2 separate regions of the Mus musculus genome follow, and region 2 is linked to region 1. Evidence: chromatin loops called from intact Hi-C (ENCODE). Cell type or tissue: gastrocnemius. All regions are shown on one strand. Links, peaks and the distances in the headings refer to the core of each region. The heading gives the core; the rest is flanking DNA. Region 1 has its middle 17 kb from the start of Ctbp2. Region 2 has its middle 9.3 kb from the start of Gm35364.

Evidence for each region. Peaks named below come from ENCODE experiments on the same cell type or tissue, not always from the same donor. Only the 100,000 strongest peaks of a DNase experiment are listed, where the experiment ranks them.
Region 2: it touches region 1 in a loop (2.4-fold over the local background); 18 of 42 quality-filtered maps call a loop at or near these places.

What each region holds. Positions count from the first base shown.
Region 1 is chr7:133,026,903-133,038,427 of GRCm38, reverse strand. It overlaps a transcript of Ctbp2 not described here. Among named protein-coding and RNA genes, the nearest start is that of Ctbp2, 17 kb to the right of the region's middle. In gastrocnemius, for the core only: no CTCF peak of the experiment used is centred there; a DNase peak (open chromatin) is centred at 5,682; H3K27ac peaks cover 1,106 bases.
Region 2 is chr7:133,108,481-133,120,005 of GRCm38, reverse strand. It overlaps a transcript of Ctbp2 not described here. Among named protein-coding and RNA genes, the nearest start is that of Gm35364, 9.3 kb to the left of the region's middle. In gastrocnemius, for the core only: a CTCF peak has its summit at 6,569 (motif pointing right); DNase peaks (open chromatin) are centred at 5,366, 7,334, 7,539, 9,646 and 3 more places; H3K4me3 peaks cover 1,845 bases; H3K27ac peaks cover 5,108 bases.

The sequences.
Region 1 (11,525 bases), core at 2,444-10,443:
CCCTGTTCTTCCTCACCCTCCTTTACAAATTAAAAGAAACATATAAATGCAGAAGACCATTGAGAGGATTAGGCAGTTGGGCTGCAGGCAGGAGTGTGCACAAAGTACTGCAAGGGAGCACCTTGCAAGGCTCCAGTCGTGTTCTGGGAGGTGTTCAGGCTGCCAGTGGAAGGGTCTCAAGTGTTCATTGCGGGTTTCTTAGTGCTCGTATCCCTTACATTGAGGGCCCTTTGGAAAAATGGAAACCATTCCTGTCTTCCAGCCTGGCCTTTCCATGCACCCAGCTTTGCCCCTCTGCATGTCGGTCATGTCCACAGAGACCTGTTAACTTCTCTGCTCCGGCTTATGTAAAAACTAAGAATTCAGAGAGAACAGTCACTGATTCCAAAGGCCCGTGGGTCTTGCCGAACATGAAGGATGCAAGCAAGCCTCACAGCTTATGGAACGCACCAGACCTGATCCCTGCGGCAGGGCTGGTTTGGTTTCCCATGTGGCCGTTTTTGGGACTTATGAACAGGAAACAAGATGTGCCAGGGTTGATCATAACAAAGTCCAGGCCCCCTGAGCCCTGGGGGGACAGCCTGGGTTCTTGCAAGAGCTCTGAGAGGTAAGCTAGCTCTGAGGCCACAGCTTTGTCTCCAGATAAAATGAACCCTATTTTAGGCCATGCTGTGTACCAGCACTTCCTGTTATTCCAAAGGAAGCTCTTGTTTGGGTTTTCACGGGGATGGATTTATTGAAGCATGTGCTAGTGGAGTGACCCAAGCTTGTTCCAGGACAAAATGAAGCTAAGAGATTCTGGGGCCCAGGAGGGAGGGCACACCTGCCACTTGCCACACCCCAAAGACTACTGCTTCAGAGGGCTTTAGACCCATTGACCCTCTGTGGGTGAACAAAGACTATTTGCCTGTCAGGATCCCAGACAGGGGACCCCAGAGGCGGAGCTGGTCAGAGGACAATTAAAAGGGGTTTTGTTGGCCCTCTAGGGCTAAGTTAAGCCATGTGTGTCTCTTTCCAGGAGTATCAGTCCAGCCAATCAGAGCCATATAAGCCCCACTCACTTCCTGCCGACCTTTTGACACCGCCAGATGTTTTTTCTTACAGCTGTCATTAGGCCTCCATACTCGCTGACCTCATCAAGTTGTATTGAAGCCATTTTCATCCATTTTGTTCTTAAAACCCATTTAACCCTTCCCGGGTAACCTCTTATTTTATTGTCCCGCCTTCTGAGTTCACAGCCTGGCTTCTGCCCTGCTGCATCTTGTGTGGAGTTTGGGGTCTGACCCGTGTCCCCATAGCGTTCCATGCCCCAAAGCTGAATAGAGGGGTACTAGTGTTTCCCACAGAGGGGTAGACTGCAGAGTGACAAACACAGATGATAATATGGGCTCCCAGGACTCTATGTGTAAGGGTGTGGCCCAGGATCTGGGATCCTCCTGTATCCTCAGGATCTGAGAGTGACCTTAGAGGTCCTGAGCACACCAGAGTTAATAGCACGAGGCTACTGTCAGAACTTTAGAAGATAGAGCTGGTTCTTAGCCTTCCTGTAAAATGAGCTGTAAAATTTCTGTAAAATAGAGAACGAACCTTGAGCAGATAGCAAGTGCTGCCCCTCCCATCCTGTTCCCGGCCCTTACTTAAATCAGTAGCCTACTCTTAGAATTCTGGGGTAGGATTTAGATGCCTATGTTTGCAAACATCTGAAATCTGGGAGGCTTAGCTAGAGAACTGATATGAAGACCCAGATGGTGGTTGTGTTGGTGGTCTTAGGTGTAAGGTTCATCACGAGGAGTCTGATGGGCGGCTGCTGTTGCACACGTGTGACTGAGCACCCAGACCCACTCGGAAGTGTCTCTGCACACTGAGCTTTAAAAAGAATGCTTGCCTGTGTAAAACATTCCAACAACTGCTGGGAGGTCCCCCCCCCCCCAATCTTGTCCTCAGAGAGAGCTCTGCTCACATTAGGTCTGTGTCCCCCTGGCCTTTCCTTGTCTTTCTGTCAGTGCCTTCTCAAACCAGTCCCGTGGGTTCTAGGGATCATGGCCTTTGAGTGGTCCTAAGCCACAGGGTGTTGTGCTTTCAGCCTGGTCCCCTGGGCTGGATCACACTCCCTCCATTGCTTCCAGGCTTTTGCTCCAATAAGCTTTTGCAGCAAAGCTGTTCCTGGTAGAGGTAGGGTCAGAAGAAAGCACAAAAGGTGGGTGAGCTGGTCTTATTAAGTCTGGCTATTTGAAGGTAGCCAGCTGTTGAGTTTGGTGACTTCTAAGAGGGGAGTAGGCTTCAGGGATGCTGTGCCCCCATGATGTCATGAAGGCCACACAGGCCTTGAGGCCCCTGATTGCATTACTCTAGGCACACATTCCTCTGGTGCATGCAGTCACATAGCTTTTCTTTTGCACATGTGGCCACATCTGGCCTTGCAGCTTCTGTGTTCTTCCTGGGTTTCAGGTGGGGATTTCAGCATCTCTAAGCTCACACTTGGTGGTTTCTTGTCACAAGAACCAGCTATATCTGGGACTGCAGACTTAGGGACTGCCTTGAGGGGTTGACCTGAATCTTCTGACTCTGGGAGGAGCCTCTCATATTTGCTAATAGGTATTGTTCAGCCAGAGGGCCAGCAAATTATCATGCAGAGGGTGGCCTGGGAGATGCCTTCTTAATGTGGGGCCCAGGCTCTGATAGATGTTTCTAATGTCCTCCAGACTTATGGGTGCATATGAGTAAGTGTGGAGACCCCAGGGTGCCTTAGTTAACCGTGTATGTGTGGAGTGTAGCTGTGGAATTTATTTTAAGTGTCTGGGGTAAGTGAAAATAGCAACAGACATTCCACTCTTGGGGCTGTTTGGTATTGCTGATGTGAGCAGCATAGTTTACCCCAGGAGCTCCGAGTGGATATATCACAGACCTAACCTTAGCACAGGCTGCTGGGATTTACAGCTTTGGGTAGGTCTGTTAGTGTTCTCCGGCCTGGAGCTCCAGCGTGGAGCTTGACGTCACGCGTCACGAATGGATTCGTGGCTTTGTGTCTTCTGTTGAACGGCACTCTATCAGTGACCATAGTAAATTTGATGGGTTGCATAGAGCGTTCTGTTATTTTATCTATTGCTGTGTGACAAATTACCTCAGAATGTAGAGATTTAAACCACCAAGCCTGGTCATCTTCATTTCCTGGGGTCAGAATCTACCCGGCTTAAGTGGGTGCCTGTGGCTAGGGTGTTCTGACACAGAGACCTAAGGTAGTGCTGTCTGGATATTGACCCTGGTCCCCTCTGATGCTTGATTGCTCAGACTTCTCCATAGGACATCCCCAGAGTTGACAGCAAGAACAAGGCCATGCTAGAAGCCAGCTTGTTACAAGCAAATATAGCAAAAGGATGCGGATGCCCACCAGTGAGGGTCCCCAAAGGGCCAGGAGCCTCAGTATCCTTCCTAATAAAAGTTTTGTTTGTAAATAATTTGAGAAGCAGGGCTTTGCTGTGCAAACTCTCCATCCTACAGAACTCTTAAATGGTAGTCCAGCCACAAGGTCTAAATCTCTCTCTTTTTAAAAAAAATTTATCATTATTATTATTTCATATGTGTTTGTGTGCACACAGCCATGCATGTATGATATATGTATGCACATACATGCCTGGTACCTGTGGATGCCGGAAAGGGCATTAGATCCCCTGGAGAAAGATTTGGTCATTAAGCTAAGATGCAGCTTTTCTTTCTCCCCGTCCCCCTTTCCATGTGCGACTTCTGGGTCTGGCTGAACCTGTAAGGGTCTGGATATATGAGTAGGTCCTTACTCCTGGAGCCTAAGCCAGGTCCTCCCAGAGGAAGCAGGTCCTCTACTGGCATGCACTCCGCCTCTGGCCAACGCCCTACTTCCCAGAAGCAAAGCTGTGTGTCTGCTTCCATTTGATTGTTCTTCCTCCTAAAATTTGAGACTTTCCCACTGTATCCGGGTCCCCAGGCCAACCCCAGAGCCAGGTGTCAGAGGTGAGAGAGGAAGCACGCTCTTCCCACCCTCTCACACACCTGGGATGTTGGTCCTGAAGCCCAGTCGAATGCTGCCCCTTTCTTTGCTCCTTCCCGTCCCCTGTGACAGAGACTTGATTTTTCTTTGGCCTTGGGATTTCAGGCAGCCAGTGGGCTCTGGGAGCCACACAAGGCTATGGGCCCTGCTCTTGGTGAAACTTGGGTTGGTGACTGGAGAAGGCAGGCATCTTTCATTGGGGTGACATAGCCACCAGGCAGATAGGGTGAGCAGCAGGGACTAAGGCAGAGAGAGACTGTCCCTTTAGAATAAGGGAAGAGCAGAGAAAATCCTTCAATAGGTTCACCGAGTGCTGAGGCCTTTCTGAAGACATAGCTGTCATTCTAGCAGGACATTGAGGCAAATTCAAAATCCCTCCTTGTTAGCCTGTCTTTGGCCACCAGGTACTTTGTGATGTAAGTTGTGGCAAAGGAGATGGCAGGCTGTATGGAGATGCGATCGGGGGCTCCTCGAATCCCATTTGGCACCTCCCACATTTTGGCGCATTCTTACTAAAAAACTAAGTATGCCATATCATAATCAAGAAATAGCTGTGTGCTCTAAGTGGTATCCTGTTGCCACAGCAACGGTGTTTGAAGCAATGGTCAGAGAATGTCGTCCCATGGAGTGTCTGGGGTTAGGTGGAGCATGGTGTCGCTCCTGGAACATGACTAGTTAAAGCACACCTCTTTCCTGCATCATTCCATGGCTCCTGACTGGCCAGCTGTGGTTAGGCAGAGGGAGGCTCTGCTGCTTCTAAGCCCTCCCTATCTAAAACCAGGAAATCCAGGCCAGGGAGGTAGTTTAGTACTAAACGGAAGGTACTTGCCACCAAGCTTGACATCTGGAGCTTAAACCCAGGACCCAAATGGTGAGAGCCCAACTCCTGAAAGCTGTTCTTTGCCTCCCACAGGTCTGGTTGAATATGCTCCTCCCCAAAGTTAATGAAGAAGATATATAATTATATTTAAATGGGAAATCCTTCTTACTTTCCCTCCTCTGCCTGCTTAGTGTCTGCTCTGGGGGGAAGGGCATGTACTCTGAAGTCTTACAACAAAGGGACCTTAGGGTCAAGGAACAATTGCTCAATTGTGTGCGCGCCCCCCCCCCCCCCCAGGTTTTAGTCTGATGGAAACTCTATCAGGCTTGTGGAGAACTGTGTACCCTCCTATTTATTCTGTCTTAAATCCTCTCACTGCCAAGTTGTTCCCATCGTCCATCACCAGGATTCACATATCTCTGAATGAGAATTGCAAGCATAAAGGAAAATTACCCCTTAGGGCAGTTTGTGCCCCTTTGCGGGACAAAACCTCACACTGTGGGTCAGGAAACTCACTGGCTCTTGGACCACCTTTCCTTGGCCTGCCCTGTGTGTGTGTGTGTGTGTGTGTGTGTGCGCGTGCGGGAGGGGGGAGACCTTGGCTCTCAGGGGAGGTGTGAGACAATGGGGAGGGAGTCACATCCCACCATTCAGCATCCATGGCTAGAAGGGAGGCCAGGTGCCTTCTGCCTCTCTTGCTTCCTAAGACACACAGTGCTCAGGCCTTTCCATCAAGGGTATTTGACGTATTTTCTCTGGGTTCTTATGGAGTTCACATTTGAGACCCAGGCAAAGATATCCCAGCTTTGCAGTCTGGGGATGTCTAGGCAGGGTGAGCAGTGCCCTCTGCTGGATCAAGAGCCTCATCGCTGGGTAAAATGTTTCCCGTGGGCTAATCTTGCTCCCAGCATGACAGGTTGACCACGGGGTAGGGTGGGACTGGTCTTGTTTTCCATTGCTTTTTTGATAAGCAGATAAAGGCTATAAGATGCAGGTACTGAGACATGTGTTTTGGACCTCACCGTGTCAAGAGGTAACCCACTGAAGTCTTTTATGGGACAGAGTGTTGCCAAATTGGGACAGTCCAGAGTCAGGGACTTCTGTGGGGTCAAACTGAAGTCAAGAGGCAGGCGTGTTTAAAACAAAAACAAATCAAGATCTTAAGACGCTTTAAAAATGTTTTATTGTTGTAATTTGTAACTAACCTCTAAAATTGCTTTTACTAGACACAGATTATGGCTTCATACGTGTTCACTTTAACTAAATCGAAGTTATATTAGAACTAGTAATTTTTCTATGGGCAAATAGTTCAAGCTTAACAAGAAGTATTTTATTTTGCTATTTCATTAGACTTGCGTTCACTTTTATTTTTAAAGATTTATTTTATTTATATGAGTACACTTCAGACACACCAGAGGAGAGTATCCGATCCCATTACAGATGGTTGTGAGCCACCATGTGGTTTCTGGAAATTGAATTCAGGACCTCTGGAAGAGCAGTTAGTGCTCTTAACCGCTGAGCCATCTCTCCAGTCTGTGTTCACTTTATTAAAATATAATGACATATTATCTAGTGTGCCTCTTATGTCTATCCTGTAGTTTCCATGTTGTCAAGGATCCACGGCCTGGTGGGTCTCACTGTGGTCTAACTCTCAGGTCCAGGCTGCTGGCCGCCATCCTACCTGTGCTTGGACACATCACTGAACCCCAGGAAATGCACTGTATATGTACATTTTTGTCACAGGCCATGGACTCTGCCCACAGTGATCACTAGGGTACTGGGTCATCGCCCCCACCCAACAGCTGTATTGTGACCCCTCTGCAGACATTCTGTGAGAACTTCCAATATTGTGTATGCTTTCTCCTGTTGGTGGCATTCTCTACTTGGTTAAATGAAAATTTCTCTTGCAACCGGGACAAGCTTTTCTGTCCCATAGCAGATGAGATGACAGATCGCATTCCACTACACAGACAGGCTCTTTGGCCACAGAGCACACATCACACGCCTAGGTGGGGAAGAGTTAGCGACTGCTCACCCTGAGCAGCCTGAGCGCACGCCATCATTCTATGCCTCATAATCTGAATGGACATTTGCTTGTTTGCTTTTATCCCTCTCTGTTCTGCCTCTATTATTAACTAAAATATTTATTTTCAAGGCATATTTGGAGGACAAGGGCTTTTAAAATGTGTGAAAATTCTAGAGAGTCTCTGTAGAATGTGACGACCCACGCTGGATTCTCAACATGACCCAAATAAAACAGCCAATTAGGAACATGAAAGGATCTTTCTGCTTAAGTTCTCATGCCTTGTTTATCACTTTTAGCACGCGAAAAATATACAGAAGTCTTGAGGCTCGCATTTGACACTAGGAATGTATTTGTATGGGCTAAGAGTCCCAGCTCAAAGTAAGACCACACCACTTGCTTATTCCAGGAAAATCATGGTTTTAAAGCTAATCCTCATCGGGCAGGGGGGCGGGGGGTGGGGGGTGGGGATACTACCTTGACTGGTTCACCTTTAGCCTGGTGGATTTCCGTGGCACAGTGCAACCCTTTCTTCGGATTTACAAACCGTGTAACTCCCCCCACCCCCTCTCTAATGTTGCATTTCAAACCCAAGGCCATATAGAAGTTAATAAAGGCCAGCTCTCTACCACCAACATAAACCCTCTAGATTCTGTGAAACCCCCGACAGTGGCACACTCTGAGCCGGCCAAAATTATTGACAGTGTATTTCATTTTTACAATCTGGATTAGTCTAGTTGAGTCAGTGTTGGTCACACAGTATGCCATTTTATTTTTCTAGTGTGGAATCAGTGGTTGGGCTGGGGGCAGGCATTAGAAGGACATGGCTACCTGTGTAAGTTGTCACTCTTCAGTATTCTGAAGCTATGCCGATTGGAAAGGCCATGGCTGAAGCACGAGCTATCGGTGTGTGCATCCCAAGTACTTGTGCTTTTGGGGATAGAAGATGGGGCTCTAACCAACTGAGAGTACCGAGCAGGGACTGACTGGCTGGGTCGCCCGCCCAGCACTGGGCTGGGCTGCGTGGAGAAGCCGCTTCCTCTTGTTACTGGATGGTGGACTGGCCTGTCTGTGAGTGAAACGTTGTGCATATCTCAGGATGGGGTTCTTTTAGGAAACTTCTAGGACCTGAATGGGGGACTCTGGTAAAGGGAGGTCTTCTCTTCCCACTCCCTAACCCACACTGGAAAAAGAAAGGGACATTTACAGAATCTATTATGTGCTCAGGGAGTGACAACAGTCCTCTCTGACAGCTGTCAATCATTCCAGGTGATGGGAGCTCAGAAGGCTCAAGAGAATGGTACACGTCGAAGGACTGCTTCAAACATGGAAGGTTTCAGGGAACATACAAACCTTCTGCCTATAGGAATCATTTTAGAAATGGATATGTAATTTCTTTGCAAACTCAGTAATTTTGATTAGCGGTCTCAGTGTCTGGCTGTTACTCCCCCACAGTCATGCCTACAGTCTGCCCATAGTTCCCTGGCTCTCTGAAAGCTCCTCAGAGCTCTCTTCTCAGGATAAGAACCCCTTGGCTATGCTTGCCTCCCGAAGCCCATGGAATGGCTTCCTTGTAAGTACCCGTGGCTTGTTGTTGGCTTTTTTTTTTTTTTTTTTCTTTCTCCTGGGTCCACCCAGGGCAGGTGTTAGTTAGGCCTCATTAAGAGCAGGGTCCTCGCTTTTCCTAGACAGGTCCAAGGTCCTCCCTGTGCCTCACCTGGGTTATGTATACAAGAAGGCCTTGTAAAGGAGGGGCCCAGTATGAGCACACACCCCTGGGTATAGGGATCCCTTTGTGTTTGCATTAGATCTCCCCACCACGTGGGTTTTAAATCTGAACCTAGTTTGCGATTAACAATGGGGTGTGTCCACTTAACTACACTGATAATGAATCCTTTTAAACTGTTGCAAAAAACGAGATCTTTCTTCATTAGCATGAAGATAAGCAGAGTCCCTTGAAAGCAAGCTTTGGATGAGTTCTAGAAGCATCCTGTTTTGAGACACGCCGTTGAAGATGCACCCCTGCTCTGCAGTTCCCCTCCACCTAGCCTTTGCAGAGTCTGAACTAGAATGGAGAAACAGAGAGACAATTGGTGAGGACTGGAGTTTTCATGATATAACTTTGTGCTGGTTTGGTTTGGCCAAGAGGTGGCTGTTGGTAGCAACAGTAGAAAATGCTTATCTACCCAAACTTGGACAAATGGTTTCTTTTGCTTTTAATCATGGATGTTTAATGTCAAGATGACTGATTTTAAAATGGGTTGCTCTTCATTTTTGTTCTTTTCTCAAATCTCGTTGACACTGCTGTGAAACAGTGCGCCACACCCGGTAGCTTCTTGCTGAGCTTTCTTATCTAAAGATCTATGGCTTACATTATTACTTCCTCCTCCCTGGCTGACGTGTCTCAAGACTTGCAGTAGGTGCCTGATAAGTAGAGAATTCCAGATCTCATTGTATGAAATATGGGTTTCCTCCCGTATGTGCACCTGTGATGAGCACCGCGCTCACCTTCCCACTCACAGGAGGAGCTTTTGGCTTCGCTTAGCATAACCAAATTGCCAGTGTTGTGATTCTTGGTCTTTGAGCATTAAGCAAAATAGTTACTGTAACATTGATTTTAACACTGTAAGGATCCACTGGATAATCCAAACTGAGCTACTGTGTTGCTAACGGTCAGGTGGCATATACAGTGTGGATACGTGAGACCGCAGGGTGTTTCTAGCCCCAGCTGGGAAGCAGCCAGGGTTCCACAGGATTTTATTGTGATGCTCTGAACCACGTACAACTTGAAATGGTGGGCTTTAAATTAAATGTAATGCTGTTCAGACCTGAATATACCCAGAGTACTGAAGCTGTGGAAACAGCACCTCCGCGTGGGAAGACTACTGTAAATTACATTTCACTTCTGTCCATTCTGATTTTCAGAGCGCTTATATCTCTGGGTTGGGATTAGGCCTGGCATTCCTCTGGCTTTCTCCTGTGAAGTTGAGCTTCGTGCCGTTTCCTCTTTATCCTCCTCCGTGAGAGGACGACCCCACTTTCCTCTTGACTTTGAACTTTACCTGCATTGGAGAGAGCACTTCCTAGAGGCTCGTGCACATTCTCTCTCCTCTGTCTGTCATGGATGTGGTGGCATACAAGGAATGCCTTTCCTGCTTCATAAGCACAGAGCCCCAGTCTCCAGGACGGAACCCCTGGATTCCAGAACGATTCCAGTTCTGATTCCAGCAAAGATAGAGGAACCATAGCACTGCCTCTCTTTTGCCCGCCCTGATGTATACTTTAGTTAGTACTTTGGTTGAACATTTTGACTAATGATATCAATAGCTGACAAATTCCTTTGGCTGGAAGCTTATGACTTGGGAGGAAGGACTGACTTAAAGGGCAAAGTTGGTTTTCATGGCAAACCTAATCACAAAGATGTGATTGATAGTCTAGGAGCCCAGAGCCAGTATGGCTGGTGCAGTGAGGGCCATCGTGCGTAGATCCACTACAAGGCGTGTTTGTCCCTGACATTTGTGCAGTGGCTGTGTTAGTCTTCATAAATAGCATACTTCTTGGGAGGGAAAAGGAGAAAAACATCTTTTATCCCACCCATCCCCTCCCCCCCTTTTGAAGCAGAAATATGGTGGGAGAGGGTGGTAGTTATGTGTCAAAACTCATACTGGCTGTTCCAAATGAAGTCTGTATTCGCTGCTGATATGATGGGTGGGCACCTCCCCTCGGGGTCTGCCCCGGACTCCACAGAAGAACCACAGAAAAGCCAGGCGTGGGAATCAGTGACAGTCTAAGATGAAGACATTTGTGTAAGCTGTTGGCTATCTCTCTGATTGCATGATCAAGAGCCTACTTACCAATTTTTCAAGAAGCCGCCTAATTATACGAATTAAAATTCAAAGGAAAGCAAAAAGAATGATTACGCCTCACTAGAGGAGGAGACTGCAAAGCCAGTCCTGCTGCTGATCATAACTCTGGCGGTTTTTATCTCTGTAGCCCTTCACCAATATTAGCTTGTCCTTTGGATGGGGTAGATAATGAGGCTTGGGTTTTCATACCAGAGTCTAGGAGGTGCCTCACTGTAGTGTGGACATTGGAGCCCCAGCCTCAAGAAAGTAAAAGAGCTAGCCTAGGCTTTCTGATGTGCATTTATGGTTGACATTTGTAGGTCTTGGTTCTTCTATCCCATCTCCATTTTCCCTGAGTCAGGGGTTTGTTCACACATGGCTGGCTACCTTCATGAAAGAGCCCAGGAACGATGACAGCAGAGTTCTATACTTCTGTACGTGTGGTGACTGGCTTGTTTTAGGCAGTTGCCTGTGTTAGAGTTTGGTGTCCTTTTGGCTGTTTTGATCATTATTTATAGGGTTAGAAACTGTACTTTTTCTATTTCTCCCTTTCCTCAAATTCACATAATTATTGCTATAAATCTTTAGGATGCTTTTCTAGCCAAATTGAACTTGCCTACCTTTTAGTAGTTTAGACCTGTGTCTGATAAAGGAACTCCCAGCATTCAGCATAATTGATGCCCATACACCACCAGGTTTCTCTTAAGCCTTAATCTTCCATCCTCATCTTTCTCTGCACAATTCACCTGCTAGCTGAGAATAGCCCCATGTGCATGTGTGCGTGCACACGTACGTACGTGTGTGTGTGTGTGTGTG
Region 2 (11,525 bases), core at 2,090-10,089, 82 kb before region 1:
TTCAGAGTTAAGAAACTTAAAAAAAAAAAGAAAAGAAAAATCATCCACCAAACCCCAAACACTGCCTCTGTAAAAAACCTGTGACATACTTGGTGAAATATTTTGGCCCTTTCAGACTCAGGCACACCTGTTCCTGTCCCTGCTGAGTCGTTTTGATTTCCCTGGCATTGTTAACCTAGCTCTTGTACACAAGATGAAACGGTAAAACTTGCTAGTGGAATAATTATTAACTACTCCATCCATTACCCTTTCAGGGAATAATCAATAACCTCACTCTTGACTTTAAAAACTCCAAATAGAAATTGTCCTGTTAGTCTAGAAAGTGTTGTAAAGAAAAATTGGGTTAGAGAAACAAACAAGTAGTGACAACAAACTATGAAAACAAGCTGTTTAGGGTGTGCTGAGAGAGCAGTCAGGTCAGAGATATACTGAACCAGCAGGAAAGTGAGCCTAGGATGGCATATTTTGTTTGAATTTCTTTTCCTTCCCTTCCTTCCTTCCCTTCCTTCCTTCCTTCCTTTCTTTCTTTCTTTCTTTCTTTCTTTCTTTCTTTCTTTCTTTCTTTCTTTCTTTCTTTTTTTTTTTTGTGATCAGGTCTCTCTACATAGCCTTGACTGTCCTGGAAGTCACCATGCACGGTGACCCAGAACTCTCTTTGTAGACCATGCTGGTCTAGAACTCAGAATCCTCCAGCTTCAGCCTCCCACATAAAGCTGTGTGCCACCACACCTGGCCTTCTTACAGATTTATGAAAAACGGAAAAGGTCTTTCAAAAAGGATACCTTTTAGGGTCACCTTTCAGGGAGGGCTACTGCTGTGTTGTAGCAGGGGCATGTCTTTTGCCAACAACACACCCTGGCATCAAGAGTCATATTTGAAGGTGCAGTTATCCCTTCTGCACTCAGGGCTCTGCTAAATGGAAAGAAAATGTAAAGAGTTTACAACATTGATGTAATGGTGGTCTCAGTTCTCACTTTTTCCCACTGACTCTTCAATATAGAGGGACTCGTTATAATGTATGTGAGTTCAGCTTGGGTCCCTCTGCTAATAAACTTTCTATCAGCAGAAAGCAGCAGGCCACACGGAAACACAAGGATTCGCATAGCTTGGTTGGGAAGGGACTAATTTACCTATTGTGCTGGGTAGGAACAACTCAGTTACTACCATGCACAGGTAATAACAGCACCATTACAGAGGGTGGAACACAATTTTGTAGTCTTAAAAAAAAATAGTACAGCTTGATCCTTCACAAAGAAATGCCACCTTTTGGTGAAATCTTGGGGTCTCTTACTAACAATCTTTCCATGGACTGATAGGTCAGGAATGAATGCTCACGAGGCTTGTGTATGCTGAAAAGTTAGGGGGTACAGGAATGTTTGGGTGGGCGTATTGCCTAGGTGGATCACCTTACCTATTACAGCTGGTAAGCATGTCCTAATTTACTTTGGCTGCAACTTAAAGTTACAGTCCCCGGGGAGAGCTGGGAATATCCGAAGCTTTCCCCAGTCCCACCTTTTGAAGTTAATTTTTATTCAAGTCTGGCTTTAATGGAATATGTGTCATGGAGTTATGAAAGGTTTTTTTTTTTTATTTTTTTAAAGCCCTATCTCTGAGTTCAGAAAATTATATTTAATAATCGCCAAAAACTTCAGAACCAGTTTTATAGTGGCTCTTTTGATCATGATTTAATGAAAAGTATCCAAAAGCTATCAGTGTGACTCTAATGATAGTCACAAATGAATGTTTGGGCCTAATCTGGAGTTTGCTTTTAGATGTCATTATTAATGTGGAAGGCCTAAATTATGGCTGCTCTTGGGCATTCAGAACTTCTCCTATGAAAAGAAGGGCCTTGCACATTGTGTGGAAGAGGGGGATTCACAGATGAATATAGAGTCTAAAGTGGTGAAAGAGCCTGGCCATTGTTTGTGCGGAATGTTGACAAAGGGAGCCAAGGGGCAGTTTTCCCCTTCTGCAGGAGAACACAACAGGGATGGGAACCAGCCTGGCATTCATCTGCCTTGGTCAGGCATGGAAATTTGGCCAGCTTCCCTTCCTGAGTTTTTCTTAGAAGGTGGTCTTACTGGACTCCAGGAGAATACATGCTTTGGTTCTTAGCAGTCTGCATTCTTTTTGAGGAAAGATTACAAGGGCAAATAGAAGCAGTTTCCGAGAAAAGCATTAAGAATGACAACTCCCTCACCCCCCCCCCCCTTTCAAATGTGATCTTAGGAGAACACTATCTATACAGTGCCAGACACTGAGGCAACTGAAATCCCAGGAAGGACCTGACTTTGTGTTTAATTCCTCCCTGTGCTCCGGCTTTGCCTTTAGGGACCGGATCCTATACTTGACTATTTGCTATAGGGCCTGCCTGTTTGTGGCTCCTGCTGTTATTTCTGAAAAGGCTTCTTTGAGTCTTCATTCTCAGAGCCTTTCCTCGCACTTCCACGTGGGACCCATGATGGCTCAGGTGACAGGCATTCCTGGTACCTCGTAAAAATCTCCATCCAAACTGGAACCATGTGGGTAATTGTCTATTCCCAGGGCTGCGTCTACCTGGTATTTAGCAATGTGCACTCATAATTTTGAGGCCCCCTGGCAGTTTCCATCCACCAAGCTTGGTCCCCTGTGGGTGCTTAGAAGTGCCCGGCTTGAGCTGTAGGCCTAACGTAGATTTAACAGTTGGCTGCTAGAGTGGACTTAAATTTCATAGAAATTGTGATAAAATGGTTGGGTTCTGACTAATGGGGCAAGCAGTCATGCTAGTTTTAAAAGGAATTGTGACTTCTGTCCTAAGTACTAGAACTTTCCTTTCTCATCCCCCAAGCTGGGTGGTGTTTGGAGGATGTTAATCCTAAATTGCAGGTGACTGGGTTTGTCTAGACCTCAGGTGGCCAGGAAAACCCTGGTGAAGATGTCTGTGTGGGGGTGAGCTTTTGTAAACTAGAAAAGGAAATAATACCTTACCCTATGTTTGTTTGTTTGTTTGTTTTTTGGTCTAGTCTAATGTAACAAAGGCTAGACTTGAATTCCTTCCTTGTTTCTACCTCACAAGTGCAGAGATTACAGACATGCAATGAACCCCTTACCTGGTTTATGGTGTTGATTTTTTTTTTTTTTTTCCTTTCTGGATTCTGGTCAGCATGTGCTTCTTTCTTCTTGTATTACAACATCCTAATTATGATTTACACTGCTTGGCTTAAAGATTGTTTGCTAGGAGATAAGAAAGCAGTGGCTCTGGGTATTACTGGAGCAGCCCATAGTGAGGCCTGCTCAGATGATGTGGAAAATAGCACCAGGCTTCCTTCTCAGGCCTCATTGTGGCTCTGCTCCCATCATGCCTCTTGTTATCTCAGGAGGAACAAAAACTTTATTATTGAAGTCATGGAATCCTAGGAAGTTTGTCTGGAAGGAACTAAGAGACCAAGCTCATGGCCTAATGGGATACTTTGTTTTTCTTGGTCCTATTATGAAAGTTAAAAAAAATTAATATGGAGGCCAGCAAAATATTGCTTTATGGGTGCGAACGGGCATAATGAAACCTGGAACTGTGTTTACACCTGATCGGAAGAGAGGAGTAGGAGGGGCAAGGGGCAGCAGGTGAAAATGACTTGCTGGAGAGGATCTCTGTACTTTCCCTTTAAATGAACCCTAGTTGTGACTATTCTCGCTGATGGAGAATTTTAGTGTGTTCTACTCGAGTCCAAATAAAGTGCTTCACTGCTAGCTCTTAACGCCTCGCACACGGTGAAACGCTGGTGTGCTTACACTCAGATCTGCCTGCCTTAAAACCCAAGTCTTGGGATGGTTGAAAGAAAGAGGTTAACATCCTGAACCCCCAACTCCCATTTCCACTCCAAAAGTGCCCTCGGCGGTCACGTGACCTTGCATAATCCAGGAAGGGCGCTGCTGGTTCCTCGAGAGAGGGGTTTGCTGTTGGAACAGCTTGGCCAGATAGGACCGGATCGTGCAAGCTCCAGGCACTGGCATAGCTTGAATGACCACTGGAGCCCCGTGTTTAGGAGTTTCCAAACACCAGAAACCCAGGTGGAGGCCGAGTCTAATGGGCTTCATTAGGAAGATGCCCTTTCATTTTCTTTCCTAATGGAGTGGACGACGGATATTTTAAGTTTCATGTTTCCCTACCTTCTCTAGATGTTATCCTAATCTGCACTGCTGGCTGGATAGCCTCTCTGCCTTTTGGAGCTGGTGGCTCAGGTGCGTGCCATGGTCAGATATTGTCCGGAGAGCACCCATCGCTTTCTTTTGTTGCTCTAAGATCTGGTGATGAATGTCACTTGGATAGAGTGATTTTTTTTTTTAAGTGCATCAGATGTCCATATGCATATATGAATGTTACAAGTAAGATCTGGGAGTGTTTTTTTATCTTAAAAACAGTTCACAGCCATTAATCTTCACGAGGCTCTGCGAGCTGGGTAAATACAATAATTCCTGTTTATTGCAAGGAAGAAATAGAGTCGCTTTTTCCAAGTCACGGAGGGGCTGGGTGTTTTTTTTTTTTTCCCTATCCTTGTTCCGGTAGAGCAGAGTTGGGCCCTCCAGGACCCTCTGCCTTCTACCCAGTCGGACACCAACTTCCGGTGTCCTGAGCGACCTTCCAGGCGGGCAAGAGAGGCTGGGTCTAAGAGGAAGGTCTCGGTCACACCTGGCCCCGCCCCGGGAGGGGGCGTGGTCTGGATGGGAAGTGAGGGGAAGGAGCGTGGGGGGCCTTTCATTTGGCTTTTGAGGATCTGGAATCTCAGGACTCCAAGTGGGCTTCTAGCCCCTGGGGTGTGTGCACCTGGCGACCCCGCCCGTCTATCTCTGTGCCCAGGGTGAGGCATCCGACCCGGGGAAAACTCCCCTGGTCCGGGCCTTTTCACTTGCTAATCTAAACAGCAGGGAAGTGTTGGAAGGTGATGGTAATAGACCCTGTGCCCCAGCCCCCACTTCCTTCCTCCTGCCGCTTCCCTCTCACCAGCTGGCCTCCATGGCCTGGAGGGAGCTGCGGGCGGGGTGACTTGAGATTCCTTGGTGGGGAGGACATTCAAGTGGGCCCCCAACTTCAGCTCAGCTGAGCCAGGTGCTTGGCGGGACCCTGTCCTGAACACTTTTCTGCCCACAGTGATCCTGACCCAATGTTTCTGACCTGGGGGGGAGGGGTCAAGATGTTTCTAGCGCCTCCATTAGGCTTTCAGGGCGAAAGGCCCACAGGGGTACAGGGGTATCATCCCTGTGGCAGGTTTGCTGTGCAGTAAGTTCTAAAGTGCTGTTTTATTTGCTCTACAAACGGCCATAGAGCTTGACACATAACTGCCAGGACTGAGACCTACCATTTCCGCCAACTGCTGCGGGTGTTTGTTATGGTGGCCGCTCAGGGGCCTGGGGATCTTAGCCGGAGGTGCTGGGCACTAGGGGGAGGGGCAGCGGGATCTAGACTTGGATTGAGGGTTCTCCATGGTGAACCAATTTCTGAACGTTAAACTTCCTCTGTCTTGTAGACTTCATTCACGACTTCGGATCTCCTTGCAGCGTTGTTACTTAATGATAAGAGTTTAACGATGTAGGGATGGTCAATTGAGCCCTCGCTTGTATCTGGCTCTGGCCCACCAGTCTCCCTAGGTGGAATGATGGCAGACTGAGGAAGGAAGGACTTTGAAGTGACTTGCTCATGACCTCTCCATGGAGCTGGGACCTGACGTTTGGAAAATGGTCAGAGTAGGACTTCCTGGTTCCACCCTATCTCCTCCATGGGAGCAGAGGGAAGGGGTAGATTCTGTGTTTTTCCCGAATTCAGACTGAAGTCTCAAATAATTACTCCATTTTACCCTGCCCTCAGCTCATAGGTTCCCCAGAGCCCCGGAGCTGTGAGAAGTCCGGCTTCTGTTCATTTTGTCCTTTGAGTGATCTTTTTGATAGCGTGATCCACCCTAAAGTGGGGAGACTTTCCTAGAGTAGACTCTCTAGGCCTTTAAACATTTATTGCACTTAAAAACATTTGGATCCCATTTGTGTATATTTGTGGGTGCGCATGTGTGTGTGTCCAGGTTGCAGGTGGACAACTTTCAAGAGTCAATTATCTCTAACCTGTATGTTCTGGAGACTGAGCTCCGACTATCAGGCTTATTAGCAGAGCTATCCCTTAACACACACACACACACACACACACACACACACACACACACACACACACAGTGTGTGTGGGGACAGTCTTGCTATGTTTTGTAGGGTGGCTTCCAACTCACAATCTTCCTTTCCCCAAGTATTGGAATGAGGTGTGTATGCGCGCATCACCACCTGCTGGTAGGTTCCCTTCACTTTGTACTGGAGATCTAGCTTAGGGTACCTAGGGTCTCCTGCATAAGCTAGGCAAGCACACTCAGCTATATCTCATCCCTTTTCTCCCGAAGATACCAGGCTGCTCTTAAATTCACTGGGCAGCCTCAGTCTCCTCCTGAGCAGCTAAGACCTGTACTGTACTACGAGATCAGGCTTCTCTGTATTTTAAAAACACACTTTTATTTTATGTGTATGTTTTGCCTGCACGAAACTTTGTGCACACAGTACATGCAAACACCAGAAGAGGGCATCTGACCCTCTGGATGAAACTGGAGTTAACAGCCATTGTGGGTGCATGGGTGTGTGCGAGCCTGTATGCATCCAGGTCCTGAAAGAGCAGTCAGTGGTCTTGACTGTTGAGCTTTCTCTCCAATTACTCTCAGTGTAATCTTGAAGTGACTATTCAAACCTGGGAGGTCTTTGAAAGTTTCTGGCTGTCTGGAAAGAATTCTCTGGATTACTGACTCATGGCTTGCGGGGCATACACACACACACACACACACACACACACACACACACCCGTCCATAAGCAACTCCTTGTGCTTAGGGACAGGCATCACTTTTCCAGTAGGTAGATTCAGACTATCCTCAAAGCAGGCACTACCTTTCTGGTGAGTGCCCCTCCCTTGGAGGGAGAGACAGGCGCCCTATACCCCACTGTTCCTCAATTTCTACACATAGATATTTGGAGAAAGCTGGGCAAGATCTCCCCTCAGGACGATGGGATGGTCCGTCTGCTCCACTCCTGTAAAACCAGTAAAAACTTCCTTTCAAGGAAGTTCTAGGTTACAGCCTTGCTTTTGTGTAACACTGGCCTTAGCCAGGAATTTGAGTGAGTTCTCCAGAACAAAAGGATTAGTCTTCCTTTCAAAGTGGCCATCCGAACTGAAGGGAATGGCATGAAGTTGGGCGTGCCCTAAGATCCAGAGCCCAGCCCTGCCCCTGTGGTGAATAACTCAACCGGAAAGGCACCCAGGGCAGGAGCTTTGGACCTAAGGTCCCCATATGCTGGGGATTTTCCTGAAAAACAGGCTTCCATTGAAAGAGTGAGTGCCTTCCTGCTCTGCAGCTCTTCCTTCCCCTTCGAGAACAGGTGTGGGCCTGTGAGCTGGGGAAATCCCTGTAGTTATGTTGGGGGACCGGTCTGAGGCTGAAAGGCAGGGGGCTTGGCTCCATGGTGGGTTCAACCCTGATAGGATAATGTGCCAGAGGTGTCTCTTAACAAATTACTCATGTTTGCCCTGGCGTCCTGGCCCTGCTCCAGCTTGGGTAATGATTATATTTCTGTCTATTTTAAGAGCCCTCCCTCCTGAGTTTTCAAACAGGTCGCCCTTTACTTCATCACGCAGAGGTCTGTTTGGGGGGGGTGCTAATTCTGTATTGGCTTTAACTCTACAGGCCTAGGTGATGGGACAGGAGAGGATAAAGCCCCTTTGCTTGCTGACCACTGTGACTGCATGTAATTTTCTTATAGACAGTCAGTCCCTGCTAGGCATGGCTTCAGGTAGTCTCCAAACCATACCGGTGGTTCTGGCATGCAGAAAGTATATACCCCTAGGGGTCAGGGGTCCTTTGCTCTGAAGAAAAGCCACTGAGGCTGGTACTTAAGCTAACTCCTTCAACACAAGGTAGGGGTGCCTGAGTTCTGCCCACCCCATGGAGGGACACACTGGTCTCCTGATCATCTGGTTTCCCCATCCAGCATTTGTGCAGTTCTGTTGGCCGATCGTTCACAGTGCTTTTAACTTGGGGATGGAGACCCCCTCCCCCTGATCCTCTGGGATGGAGACCCCTCCCCCTACCTCCCCATGCAGCATCCTTTCATTCCTCACCCGAATGGAAGACCAAACTGTGACTTAAGCAAAAGCCAGGAGCCAGTAAGGATCAAGTTGAGAGTTCCTCTGAGTATTTTCACTGGACCAGTGGGTAATTTCTTTTCTTCCTAAAATGGCCAGGTGTACCCCATGGAACTAACTTACGGACTCATTTGAGCTTGCTTCTGAATTTTGTCTCCTTTATATTATGACTGGGAACTTCATACAGCTGAGTTTGTTGTGTACAAGGATTGCAGGGAGATAGAGTGATTCCAGGGTTGTTTGCCTGGGCTCTGTCCGTCTGTCTGTCTGGCCTGTGAGCTTGGAGGTAAATTCATAACTGCTATCCCAAAGGGAAGCCTGGGAAAAGGTTTCCCAGCTGCTGCCTGTCACCTAGAGTAGGGTCAGGCTTAAAGCTGCATTCCAGTAATTTTTCAAGCTGGTGATATATAAACTTTGCTTTGGGGGGGTGGGGGGGGGCACTGGGTGCCCTGTACTGTATTGAGGCGAGGAAGAGTAGAGTGGGTCTCAAATTCCTTGGACAGACCTACATCTTGCAGAAATATTTACATTATGATTGGTAACAGTAGCAAGGTTTTGAAGTAGCAAGTAAATAATTTTATGGTTGAGGGATTTTGTGTTTTATGGTTCCCCAGCCCAGCCTGAGGGACGGTATTAAAGGGTCACAGCATTAGAATGGGTGGGAAGCTCTGATCTAGAAGATGTTGTCACTTCTTTTAGACGAGAGAGACGCCCTTCTAGAGGCCAGTAGAAGGATCAGTGTACGCAGGGGGTAGATTCTTCTAGAATGTGTGGCAAAGATGGCATGGAAAGAACGCTGTAGCCCTCCCTTCATTCTCATTTACTTAGCTCTTGACGGGGGCTTAGGTTTCTGAGTCTGTAGAATGGCGGTATGTAATAAGATCCCACGAGGTAATATTTTATAAGTGCTTAGAACAGGCTGACGTATTAGATTGGATTGTTAAATTAAAAAAAATACTATATAGTATAAAAAACGCTGTATAGTAAAATAAAATAAACCTGCTGCTTTTGTGCAGAGAAAGGCCCATTCTGCACTTCAAAGTAGATGGATATTGAAGGGTTCCCATCAGACATCAAGAAGGTGGGAGGGTCTGCTACAGCCGAAAGAATTCCTGGACTTAGTTGGAGGCCATTATAAAAGGATACCTGGGATAGGTATCAATCTGTTTAGGGAAGGGCACTGAGTTTGGTTGGCTTCTCATTGGTTAATGGGGCCAATGTGATAAATTAAAAACAAACCAAAAAACTTGCAAGAAGTTGTTTTTAGACAGCAGAATGTTACTGTGTATTAGCTAAGTCCAAGAAATGCCTAGTAAAATATTCATGTGTTACCGGAGACCTCCTCCCTTTCCGTGGAAGGGAAGAAAACTGGCTGTCCTGCAGGGTGGACAACCAACATGGGAGCTGTGCCTGGTCCAGCTGCTTTTGGCAGGTGGAAGCTGCCAAGGAAAAGGCTCAGGGTTTGATTGTGTACCCTGGGAGCCCAGTTCCCACCGCATCGAGCAGGGAGCCACAGCATGGGCAGGCCGGCAGGCAGCACACTCCTTAGAGCCTGCCCCTTCCTGGCTGGTGGACTGGCTCATTCTCTTGGTCTGGAGGCAGGAGGATCTGTGTGCAGGTGATTGATTGCCTTATGGATCTAGTGTGGGTCACCTGCCTGGTATGTGGTATTGTGTTCTTGGTTGGTGAAGAGCTTTGATTCAGCGGAGTAGCAATTGGCTTTGTGTGTCTAAGCAGGTTTCTGATCCAGGCTCTTCAAAACCTGGAAATGGTCTCCAGGGTATCTATCCATCCACTACCAGAATCCATGCATACTATCAGATACTGATGAAGCACCCAATATGACCCAGACATACATGTGTGTGTCTTTATGGAGTGATTAGTGAGAATCCAATTTTAATCCTTTTTTTTTTTTTTTTTTTTTGGAGATAGTTTCTCTGTGTAGCTCTGGCTGTCCTGAAGCTCACTATGTAGACCAGGCTGGTATTGAGATCCTCCTGCCTCTGCCTCTCTAGTACAGGGATTAAATGTGTGCACCACTACCACCCATCTCTTTCCCTCTTTTTTTTTTTTGTGTTTTGTTTGTAAGACAATCTTGCTGCATAGCCCAATCTGGCCTTGAACTCTTGACCTGCCTGCTTCAGCCTCCTGAATGCCAAGTTCACAGGCTGATTCCAGTTTTAGTGTGAGCTGCTGCTCCCTTTAGGCAATGCCACTCCTCTGTTACCTGGCAGGTTCTAGGTGTGTGTTGTAAGGCTGTGCGCATGCGCCAATGTAGAAGGCACTGTGTGTTGCCTCCGAGGAGGGTTGGTCATTTCATAGACCAGCTATTTCTTTGCACTCAGTTCACGCCATTCAGAATTTCTTTTGGAGATGGTTCTTGAAGATGCCCTTGGAAAACTGGGGGTCTGCAGTGCAAGGGCATAGGATATATAATAGGCCGTGCGTAGGATCCAGACTGTGAGGGTGGATAAGCCCAGAAGTTGCTGACGCCCGTGGCGTTTGCCAGTAGTTTCTATTGCCACTGTGGTTCTGGTGCCCCGGAGGGAGGAACGCTGACTGAAGTTACAACACAATTAATAGAACTTAGTAAGTTGTATTCTCGTCTGTCTGCCTCCCCTGGGCAGTACTCTAGTTCCCTGCCCCTCTGCAGATTGGCATGGGGATGGAGTTAGAGGCCTCCAGTAGCACAGAGAGGTCCCTTGGGTGAGTACCAGGACCCTTTAACCAGCCCTTGCTCTGCCCTGCTCTCCAGGTGACCTGTGCATTTTAAGTTAAGAAGTTGGCTGTGGGTTTGGTGGTTTTCACATGAGTGACTCCTGCAGTCCCCAGGGAGGACCTAATGACTGGGTGGTTCCAGAGAGGCTGGCTGCCAGAGAAGGGGGATCCCTGGGGCACCCCTTCTAGGAGTCCATCTCCTGGGCTCTGCACACCATCATGTTGGACAAACCCCAACATCTGTATTTTTAGCAAACTCCTCCAGGTGGTTCTCCGTGTAGTCATCCCAGAACCTGCCAACCACACACAGTCTGTCTTTCTCTAAACACAAACCACTCCCTCAGCGCTACACCCACACACTTGAGTCTAGTTATTGAACATTTGGCATGCAAACATGGTTGAAAGAAGGTTTTATATAGCTTGAATAACCCCCAGATTGAATGAATACATTTGAAATTTGACACATGTATTTGTGTCTTTCTGTCTTTGCTTTAAAAGTCTCTAGAACATCACCAGTTGAGAGGAAATTGTGTGTGTGTGTGTGTGTGTGTCTGTGTCTGTGTCTGTGTCTGTGTCTATTACTCTCCGGCTGGTCTCATGTGGAGATGAACC